Linked DNA regions of Mus musculus: region 1 is linked to region 2. The links are chromatin contacts, found by Hi-C or POLR2A ChIA-PET in ENCODE. All regions are on one chromosome and are shown on one strand. The core of a region is the stretch at or near the end of the contact, and the rest is flanking DNA. Distances in the headings are between cores, read along the strand shown. Region 1 overlaps Tet1 (tet methylcytosine dioxygenase 1). Region 2 holds the start of Ccar1 (cell division cycle and apoptosis regulator 1).

What was found. A loop is a pair of places that touch in the nucleus more often than their neighbours do. ChIA-PET counts read pairs that join two places held with the same protein, here RNA polymerase II (POLR2A).
Region 1: POLR2A ChIA-PET joins it to region 2 with 16 read pairs in embryonic stem cell. The contact joins the enhancer-like site here to the promoter of Ccar1 in region 2. A Hi-C loop is called at or near these places in 2 of 37 maps with a recorded cell type or tissue (both gastrocnemius). POLR2A ChIA-PET finds 5 or more read pairs at or near these places in 3 of 5 experiments (Patski and embryonic stem cell).

Annotation. Positions count from the first base shown.
Region 1 is chr10:62,841,107-62,846,378 of GRCm38, reverse strand. All of the region lies in intron 3 of Tet1 (tet methylcytosine dioxygenase 1), which reads left to right. Among named protein-coding and RNA genes, the nearest start is that of Gm51805, 22 kb to the left of the region's middle. Within about 2 kb of position 2,503, at least 1 of the 3 ENCODE cell types and tissues checked has a DNase peak (open chromatin) inside an H3K27ac peak, as active enhancers do.
Region 2 is chr10:62,789,097-62,793,924 of GRCm38, reverse strand. Ccar1 (cell division cycle and apoptosis regulator 1) reads left to right here and starts at 1,557. Exons shown (of 25, transcript NM_026201.3): 1 at 1,557-1,709; 2 at 2,883-3,004. The coding sequence starts at 2,932.

The sequences.
Region 1 (5,272 bases), core at 1,254-3,753, 52 kb before region 2:
GAGTGGTCCTGTGGTCATCCTTTCTTCCTTGCCTTTGTCCTTTGTATTCATCGGTGGGGCTGCAGGTCGGGAGGAAGTTTCTCTGCTATCTGAATCGGTAGACATGCCCGAGGATGTAGAACCTGCACCGTGGAAAGGGACCGGGCAGTGGGAGACGGGGAAAAGTGAGTGACGGTGGTAGATGGTCCCTGTAATTTTGGACCATCTGGGTAGAGTGACAAGAGAGTCAAGACCAATACGCCATACATTATATTATTTAATAAAAACAAAAAAAAAACTTTTCAATTTGTTTTTGAGATTTGTTTACTCTGACTTTGTTTTGTCCCTTTTAGCCCTGGCTGTCCTGGACTCATTTTTGTAGAGCAGGCTGGCCTCAAACTCACAGTTCCACCTGCCCCAGTCTCCCTAATGCTGGGATTAAAGGCATATGCCCAGCTTCTTTACTTGGGTCTTTGTTCTTTGTGTTTGAAGACAGGGTCTCACAATGTAACCCTGGCTGTCCTTGAACTCGTGGTGTAGATTCATCTGACTCTGCCTCCTGAGTGCTGGGATTCAAGGCCTGCACCATTATGCCTGGCTTGATGCTAGGTTTAAATTTATCAAGGACAACATAAACAAAACTACAAATATGACACAGGAGATATGTGGAGGTCAGAGGTCAATTCATGGATTCAGTTCTCTGCAACATTTGTCACAGGAATGGAACTTGGGTCACTAGACTTGGATATAGTCACCTGCAGGATGTATGTAGTTCGGGTTAAACTAGAACTTCCTGAGCAGTAGGGGGTCATCTTGAACTGCTTTCCTGCCTCTGACTGCAGGTGTGGGCCACCACGCCCTGTCTATGTCTTACATTAAATACTGAAAGTTTAGCATTGGGTGTGAGTGCTCTCAAGGTATAAGTTACACTGTGAACCTCACAGGCTTCAGGTTTCTTGGGGTGAATGAAGCTCCCGTCGTACGTAGAGTGCATGTCTAGCACCCACAAGGCCCTGTTTGACCCCCAGAGTTAACATAAAGTGACACATGGTCACAGTCCCAGTATTTGAAGGCGCGCACATTCTGGAGGTCAATGTTGGATTGCAGACCTGGGACAAGCAGCCGAGGAGCCTGTCTAACCAAAGAGCACCTGGCCTCTAGGTTCTCCCAGCATGCCTCAGCCCCTACCTGTTACAGGGTATGGCTGGCATATCCCGTCCTTTACCCTGAATTTTCCAGCCTAGGTCCTGGGCTTTCCCCCATTTGGGACCGGTGAACACATCTGAGAGCTGTCCCCAGTAAAGCTGCCTTTATACTTTAATTTGACTTTAATTGGCTTATTTTGCCCTCAAGAAAACTTATCAGGTTAGCAGTTCACCAGAGTCCTCATTCGTGCGCAGAGTTAACTGAGTCGATTCTCAGCTAAAATCTGATAGTTTTTAAAAAATTGATTACATATTGAAATCATAATTGAATGCACTGATTTAGAATGTGATTTAAATTAATTACAGGTGTTTCTGTGGGCCTCTGTAACTCTGTGCCTTTTGTCTTTGGTCTTTGAGGCATAGTCAGGTTGAAAATCCCTCGCTGGTCTGGAATTGCCTATGGAGACCAGGCTATCCTCGGGCTTGTAACTATCCTCTTCTCTTTGTCTCTGCAGTGAGGGATCACAATGTTGTGCCCTAAGGGTTTATTGTGTTTTGCTTTGAATTTTTGTGTCATGATCTTATTATATATCTTGGGCACGCCTTAAGCTCCTGGTAATCCTACTGCCTCAGTCTGCATTCTGTTGGCTTGACAGGGATTTACCTCAGTCCTCTCAACTCTGAAAAGACTTGAACATACTGCCTGTACGAAGGACCAAGGGGAAGTTTGGAGCTTCAGAAAACACTGTTGGTTTTTTGTTGTTGTTGTTGTTGTTAGTTTGTTTTTTATTTTGTTTTGTTTTTGTTTTTCTGTTGGTGATTCAGCAACACTCTGACCCAGGGCTTGTGCGTGAATATTTTGTGGAGCTTCTGTTCTTAGAAAGCAGGAGTGAGAAGGGCCCCAGTAGCTCCTTTAAGGGAGCATTGGTAGAACTGGCTGTACTCTACTGTAGAGGAAGTACAAGGAAAAAGCAAACCTTTCAGGTTCCTTGTACGTCAGGCTCCTGCACCAGTTACTCGATGACTTTCAGGGTGGAATTTCAAGGAACGGGAATGCCATGGGGGGAGTGTGAGGACAAGACTTGTCAGTTGACAAAATCCTGGAATTCTGAGTACCGCTCAAGCTACATTTAAAAGGAAGATACGGTTTGGAATGTGTTTCTTAGTGGTGGAAACCCAGGGTTCCCTCCCAGCTCTGGAAAGTAAAATAAATAAATAGTCTGGTCACCTGACTCCACTCTAGTGTCAGCATTGGGCCACATAATACAGCCTTGGGCGGGAGGGGGAGGTGGGGCAGCCTGGCAAGCATCCTGAGCCTTCAGCATCTAAATATAAACTGTGATTTATGGAGCTAGCAGAGTTGAATTAGGTATCCCTGGCCTGCTCTAGCTCAGACTGGGCTTTGACTTCTGCTCCCATTGTTGGCTGTGTGCGCCCGGGTAGGTGTGACTGGGAGTTGCCTTCTTGAGTAGGGCTACGTTTTTACAGTTATTGATTGTTGTGTTCAGAATGCCCTCATGAGCCTGTGAGACCAGCAATCAGAGGGAGGAGGCGGCTGGGTTCCCAGGACTTTGAGGCCACCTCGGCCTAAAGACGGATCATGTCTCGCATGTTGATATGGCCTTCAGTGAAGTGTTTCCAATATAAGAGATTCATATACAGTTTCATAGGTACATACTTCAACACTTGTTTAAGTTGTTATTGTGTTTAAGTTCCAGGCATCCATAATCGACTCAGTGAGACTCAGCGCATCCTGATACAGTCAGTCTTTCAGGGTTAAGGATGATAAGAACCATGTTTTCTGGACTCCTCTGCTGAGCAGTAGCACCAGGCTGATGACCGAGCCACAGGAAGCATGGGTGATGTGCAGGCATCTCTCTTGGTTTAGTCTTCCTCTCCTGTTTTTATCACATTTGGTTATGTACTTGTGTCTTGGCAAAGCCAGGCTCTCTCAGCAAGCAGCTCTGCCTGGCAGGCAAGCCATCTTGAGGGCACTAGGTTCCATTGAATGCATAGGTCTTATATATAACTGGTTTGTGTGGTACCCATTTTACAGTGGTTGAGAATTTCCATTGGTATCAGCAGAGAGATGAACTCCCCCTTATTCTTAAAAACTTGATCAAAGTCTTGAGGAATGCCTAGAAACTATGTATGGAGCCCAGGCTAGTTTGAACTCTCAGGGATGGCCCTCCTGCCTCCTTCCAGAGTGCTAGGGTTACTGCAGTGTGCCACCATTCTTGGTTTAAAGAAATTTGCATGAAGAGGGAAGTCAGTTGATACAGATCTGAGTGCTCAGGAGTAATTTGTTTTTGGGGGTGGAGGGTGTAAGCATCCTCTAACAAAGCTGTGATAGCTTAGCCTTAGAGAGCACTCATGGTTTCAGAGGGTTGCTTTGTTTTTATACCTTTAGAGGCAATCCTCAAATAGTGTATGTTCGAAGGATTTTAATCCCTCTTGTAAAGTCTTACATCACCAAGCTAAAAAAAAAAAAAAGGATTTGCGTTGGGTAGGTAAGAAGTAAACATTAGAATAAAAAAGAAGAGTCTGGGGGATGGTGAGATGGCTCGGTGGTTAAGAGCACTAACTGCTCTTCTGAAGGTCCTGAGTTCAAATCCCAGCAACCACATGGTGGCTCACAACCATCTGTAACAAGATCTGACTCCCTCTTCTGGTGTGTCTGAAGACAGCTACAGTGTACTTATAATAAATAAATAAATAATCTTTTTAAAAAAAGAGTCTGTAGTCGAGACTCCTGAGATCTTCAAGGTGACTCATTGCAGGTCCAGATGTGCTGGAGCCACCAGATTTGATGGTCACTAGGTTTGCTGAGCCATGGAAGAACTAGGGTTTGCATGGGGAGCGCTTGTTCAGGCAGCGACTTTCTGCGCTGTTTGTTTGTTTTGTGTCTGTGGGCATGTGTATGTGGGGGCTGGAGGCACTGAGGTGTGGGATCCCTCCTGGAGTAGGATTTGCAGGCAGTTGTGAACTGGGCACTCACTGATCATGAGTCCTCTGCAAGATCAGCACACTGCTGAACGCTGAGCCATCTTTCCAGTGCCTTCTGTGGGTTGTAAATCTCTCACTCGACTGCACTGACAGGCCGAGCAGAAGCAAAGCTCCCTGGATGTAATGCACAGTACTTCTTGAGGGTGTTGCCGCTTCACCTCTCGAGGAATTTGTGGGAAACAATGCTCCTTAAAGCTTTGCTTTAGAAAGGATTTATCATGATCACCGATGTGGATGGAGCAGGGGCAGCGGCACAACTGAACTGTGTATTCTCAGTGCCCAACAGAGAACTTCCTTGTCTTAAGTGTTAGTTCTTTTTTGAAAGATTTGTTAATTTTTATCTATTATGGGTATGAGTATTTTGCTTGAATGTATTTAAAATGCACTGCATGTGTGCCTGGTACCAAAAGAGGATGGAAGAGGGATTGGATTCTTTGGATAAGTTACAAATGATTACAGACCATTAGGTCTCCAAAAGTCTAGAAGAGGAGGAGGGGGAGGAGGAAGAAGAAAGAATGATTGCCTTGGCGTGTAGATCAGTAGCAGAGCCCTTGCCATGCTCAAGACTCCAGTGCCTAGGTGCCCAGGTTTCCGTTTGGTGATAGACCACGTGCCTGGATATCCCCATGCCTGTATGGTCCTGAACTGGTATCTCAGCAGTTGGGAGGCTGAGGCGTGAGTTCAGCCTCGGCTGCTGACATTTTAGAGCCTCACCTGGTTATAACGGGAGGCCTTGTCTCATTCCCCTCACCCCACCACCACTCAGAAATAAACAGAAAACGTGGGTGCTTTTTACACAGTGCCGTTTTTCTCAACAGAATTTTGACAAAAATTGGACATCTATATAACTTATTCTATGATCAAGAGTTGAACAAGTGGGGCTGGTTCAATGGATTCCAGCTTCAGTTCTGAGCACACACATAATGGCTCACAATACTCTACTTCCATTGATAGGGGTTCTGACCTTCTGGGCTCATCGGGTACATGCATCTAGGTACATACAAAATATGCAAATTATTTTTCACAAGCCTTAATTCAGTATGTGCATAAATGTAATATACTAGTTGTTAGTCATAATGTATAGTAATTTGACTGTAATTATACTAGGGGACCAAGAGGGTCATAGCCGTATAGTTACAATG
Region 2 (4,828 bases), core at 308-2,807:
GTAGCTGTCTTCAGACACACCAGAAGAGGGCATCAGATCCCATTACCGATGGTTGTGAGCCACCATGTGGTTGCTGGGAATTGAATTCAGGACCTCTGGAAGAGCAGTTAGTGCTCTTAACCGCTGAGCCATTTCTCCAGCCCCCAGAACTTTTTTTGATAAGGTATCTCAGATTTAAGTTTTCTCACTTTGTCCCTCTTATTGCTGGGCCACCTGGCACACGCTGTTTTGAATTTTTACAAATTACTATAGTGTGATGACTATATTCTAATAGTTTGAAGGTCAGGACAGAATTAGTAAGGACAAAGGAGTTACATTTTACCCAACTTCTGTAAGTTTTACTTAAGTGGGAGAAAGGACCCTTGTGGTTTGAAAAATATTAAAGAACGTGTACCTATGTGATCCTGTGTTCATAAAATTTAAGGGAAAAAATACAAGGAACCACAGAAAAAGCTATATATTTTATCCTATTGGGTTTGATGAGATAAGGTGTTACACAGTCCAGGCTGGCCTTGAACTCCTGATCCTCCCTTCCCCTCCCTCCCAAGTGTTAGATTACAGGTCACCACCTGATCATGCTTGGCTCAGCTAATCTTATGTGGGATTCCTAGCATAAGCTATTTCATGTTGAGAATTTGACTAGATGTCACCAGCAGGTGTAGGACAAAATTAGAAAATGACTTAATAATAGCTCTGTCTTTCATTTTTTGAGACAGGGTTTATCTGTGTTGCCCTGGCTGTGTCTGCCTCTGCCTCTTGAGCGCTGGGATTAGAGGTGTGCACTTCCCCCATCCCCCAACCTTTCCACTCCCTCTCGCCCCCCAAATCCTCCAGCTGTTTCTTTTCAGTAGGGTCTTCAAATACTAGGGGTGATGATGGCCTGCACTCAGTGTATTAAAATCCACTCAGTTGTTCGCTTTTACACATTCCAGCCTTAATCCCGAGGAGATGGCACTGCGGTTAAAAGCACTAATCTCTGTTCTCAGGACCTGGGATTGATTATCAGCACCCACGGGGTGGTTCACACCGGTCAGGAACTCTAGTTTCGGGGGATCTGTCGTCTTCTCAGCTCCAGGGGCACCAAGCCCACACCTGTGCGCATAAATCATGGAGGCAAAACCCTCTAAAAATGAAAAGAATGTAAACAAAAAAAAATTTTTTTTTTTTGTTCTTCGAGACAGGATATGTCTGTATAACCCTGACTGTTTTGGAACTCACTCTGTAGACCAGGCTGGCCTCGAACTCAGAAATCCGCCTGCCTCTGCCTCTCGAGTGCTGGGATTAAAGGCGTGCGCCACCACTGCCCGCTAACAACGAAGTTCTTACAGGCTTATTCTTCCAAACATGTTCCAAACAAGAATAGAGGGACCACAAGATGGCGGCGGCGACACCGGCCGGACCACGTGACTGCCGCTCGCTCTCCCTCTCTCTCCCAGGGAAGGACAGCGTTGGCCTCAGAGCAGGCGAGCGACAGCCAGCTCATTGTTCAGCGAAGTCAAGGTAACCCGGCTGAGGCTCGCTCTCGCTCCCCAGTGAACGCACTCGCGGGGAGCGCGCACGCCGAACTTTTTTCGCGCACGCGCCCGTTCCTCTCGGAACCGGGAGGCGGTGCGGCGTAGGCAGGGGGGTTGGAGGGGAAAGCAGTCTGCGCATGCGCCTGAGCTTGACGGGTTTGAAATGGCTTCTCGGTTAACCCGGGCCAGACTCAGGTGAAGGTCTGGTCAGTGTTTTGGTGTGGCGCGGTGGGAGGCCGCGGCGGGTTGCTTCCGTTCGTTGGCAGCCGGTCAGCGGAGGGGTAGGGAGCGAGTGATGTGGCGGTGGCGGGTGGGTGTGTGATGGCGGACGCCGCGGGGCCGGCGGGCGAGGGACGCGGTCCCTTTTGTGCGGGTCGGAGTAGGCCCCACGCGCCGCGCCCTGCCCCCAGCGCAGCGGCTCCAGGCCCCTCAGGTGCGGCCTGCGCCCCTTCGACTGGGCCGGGCCAGGCCGGAGGCCGTGCGTCCTCCGGCCCGCGCTGCCCCGCCGCTGAGACCCGGCCCCGGGCGGCGGCGGCGAGCGTTTCCAGCGCTTGGAGGTTCTCTCAGACCGGCCCGGGGACCTCGGGGACTGCGACGACCCGCGGGCCCCAGTGGCCGCGGCCTGGGGCGCTGCCTTCCATCTTTCACGGCCGGCGCGTGGGAGGAAGATGAGTGTCCTCACCCCGGGATGCCAGGCCCATCTTTTCCTTTTCTCTTGGGTTTTTGAGCCGGGGTCTTCGCAGTGGTTCTTTTGGAGCCGCGCGTCCTCCCAACTGCCTCCCCACTCCCGGAGTGGAGACTAGGGTGACAAAGGCCATAGTGACTTCCTAGCCCTTAAAGTAATGTTCGTTATTGAGATGGTATCTGCCAATACCTTTATGGGGGAGGGGGGGTCTCGACGCAGTTTCCGTTATTGATTTAACCCCACTGCAGGACCTCAGACCATCGCCCAAAGAAACACGCAGGCTGTACTTGCTGCGTCTATAAGTTCGTTTGTCCCCAGAGAGAGAGGCTCTGTATCTAGCCCTAGCTGGTTTGTAATGTCATATAAATCATGCTGGCCTGGAGTTTATAGAGATCCGCCTGACTCTGCCTCTGGAGGGATGGGTTGGGAGGGGATTAAAGGCTTTGCCACTAAGCTCGGGCAGACCTTTTTAGGAAATGACCTTGTAGTTACTGAAGGAAGTTCCTTTAAGTCAGCCCCAAGGATATCTTTTAAATAGAGTATGCACAAGTGATCTGTTGATAGGCTGGTTGTGCGTTTTATTTCAAATGTTCTGTTGCACACTTCGGTTGGTTCTTGTTTGGAACGTGTCTTTAATATATCAATGATTTCTCTAAACTAGCCTTTTCCTATATCCTTTATAGGTATCTGCTATAGAAGGGAAACAAGTGAAAGTTTTCCCCCCCTTGCATCATGGCTCAGTTTGGAGGACAGAAGAATCCACCATGGGCTACTCAGTTTACAGCCACTGCGGTCTCACAACCAGGTCAGGCAACTGAACCCTTGGACTGGAAATGATATACCCTTTAGTTTTTAAGATACTTTTGAAAATTAACTCAGGAACAAAAACAAAACCCCACTTATCCAGCAATTTGAACACTTTTTTTTTTTTTTTTTTTTTTGGTTTTTCAAGACAGGGTTTCTCTGTGTAGCCCTGGCTGCCCTGGAACTCACTTTGTAGACCAGGTTGGCCTCGAACTCAGAAATCCTCCTGCCTCTGCCTCCCAAGTGCTGGGATTAAAGGGGTGTGCCACCACGCCCGGCTCTTTGTTTTTGTTTTGTTATTTGTGTCTAATTTTTTTTTAGTTTACTAAGGGGTTTTGCCATTTAAGTCTTCCACTACACTTTACCATTTGTGTTTGGCCTTTGATATACAGTCTTTATTAGCAGCAGTCCTTTGGCATGAGCAACCACACCCAGCTTATAGTTTTCAAATGCCTTAAGTTTATCTTTTTTCCTCTGGGTTTTTGGGTTTCAGTTAGGTTTGTCTGTGTAGCCAGTAGTCTTGGCTGTCATGGAACTCACTATTTTGACCAGGCTGGCCTTGAACTCAGATCTGCTTGCCTCTGCCTCCCAAATGCTGGGACTAAAGGTGTGTGCCACCATGCCCATAATTAAAGTTGGTTTAATTATGTTTTATAGAACACTAATTTATTAGAGAGAATCCTCCTTCCCTAGCTTCCTCCCTTCCTTTGTGGTGCTGGGGATTTAATTGTACTGAGCTTCAAGTAGAATATATCTTGTTTCCCATGTTTTCAGTTTTAAGAAGATACATTTTTAGGCCAGGTATGGTGGCATACTTCTCAAAACAACAAAAATCAAAAAACCAACCTGCTTTAAAACTTAAACAGCAAAAACAAAAAAGCCAAAGTATTTTAAAGTAAATATACCTGATTTATCTTTCTTCTTTTCTTTTTTTTCCTGGTCATAGTCGACATGCCTTTAATTTTAACACTTGGGAGGCACAGGCAGGATCTCTGAGTTTAAGGCCAGCCTGGTCTAAATAATGAGTTCCATGATAGCCAGGATTACATAGATCTTATCTAGATGCCTCTCCCCTAATTATTTGTATTTTTTAAAATTACATTTTCATGCTCCTCTGGAGTATGAGTTTGAGAGAGAGGGGGTGGGAGAAAGAGGATTAAAGTCAGAGACAAGTGGCAGACGTTTGTTTTCGTTCATGTAGGGTAGGTCTTGTGAATTGAATTGAGTTTGCCAGCCTTGATGGCAAGCACATTTACCCAGTGATCCTCCTGGCTGAGCCCTTAGCATTGTTCTGTGTGTGATGTGTATATCAGAGCAGGTATTCGTGTGTGGAGGTTAGTGGACAACTTTTGGTAGTTGGTTCTTTCACGATGGGTTCTGGGGATTGAACCCAGGTTGTCAGACTTGTATGGCAGGTGCTTTTACCCCCATTGAGTAAGATTACTGGTACATTTATGGTTTCATTTGTTTGTGTTTAATGTAGAAATACTGACTCTTTAAGAATTTAATGCCAGGGATCTTTTAAGACATGTTTGGCAGTAAAGTGCTTGCACAGAACCCACAAACCCTTTGATTTGATTTCTAGCACCTCAAACCGGGTGTACTGTATTCCTGAAATCAAGCACTCCTATGGTAGAGGCAGGAGGATCAGAAGTTCAAGTCAAACTTTAGTGAGTTTCAGGCCACCCTTGACTGAAAGTGCTGCACTGTGACCCCACCCACCCCCTTTGTGTGTCTGGTCTTGGTGGTTCATTCCTTTAACCCCAGAACATTTAGGAGGTGGATTTCTGAGTGTCGGGTCAGGCCAGCTTGGTCTACATAGCAA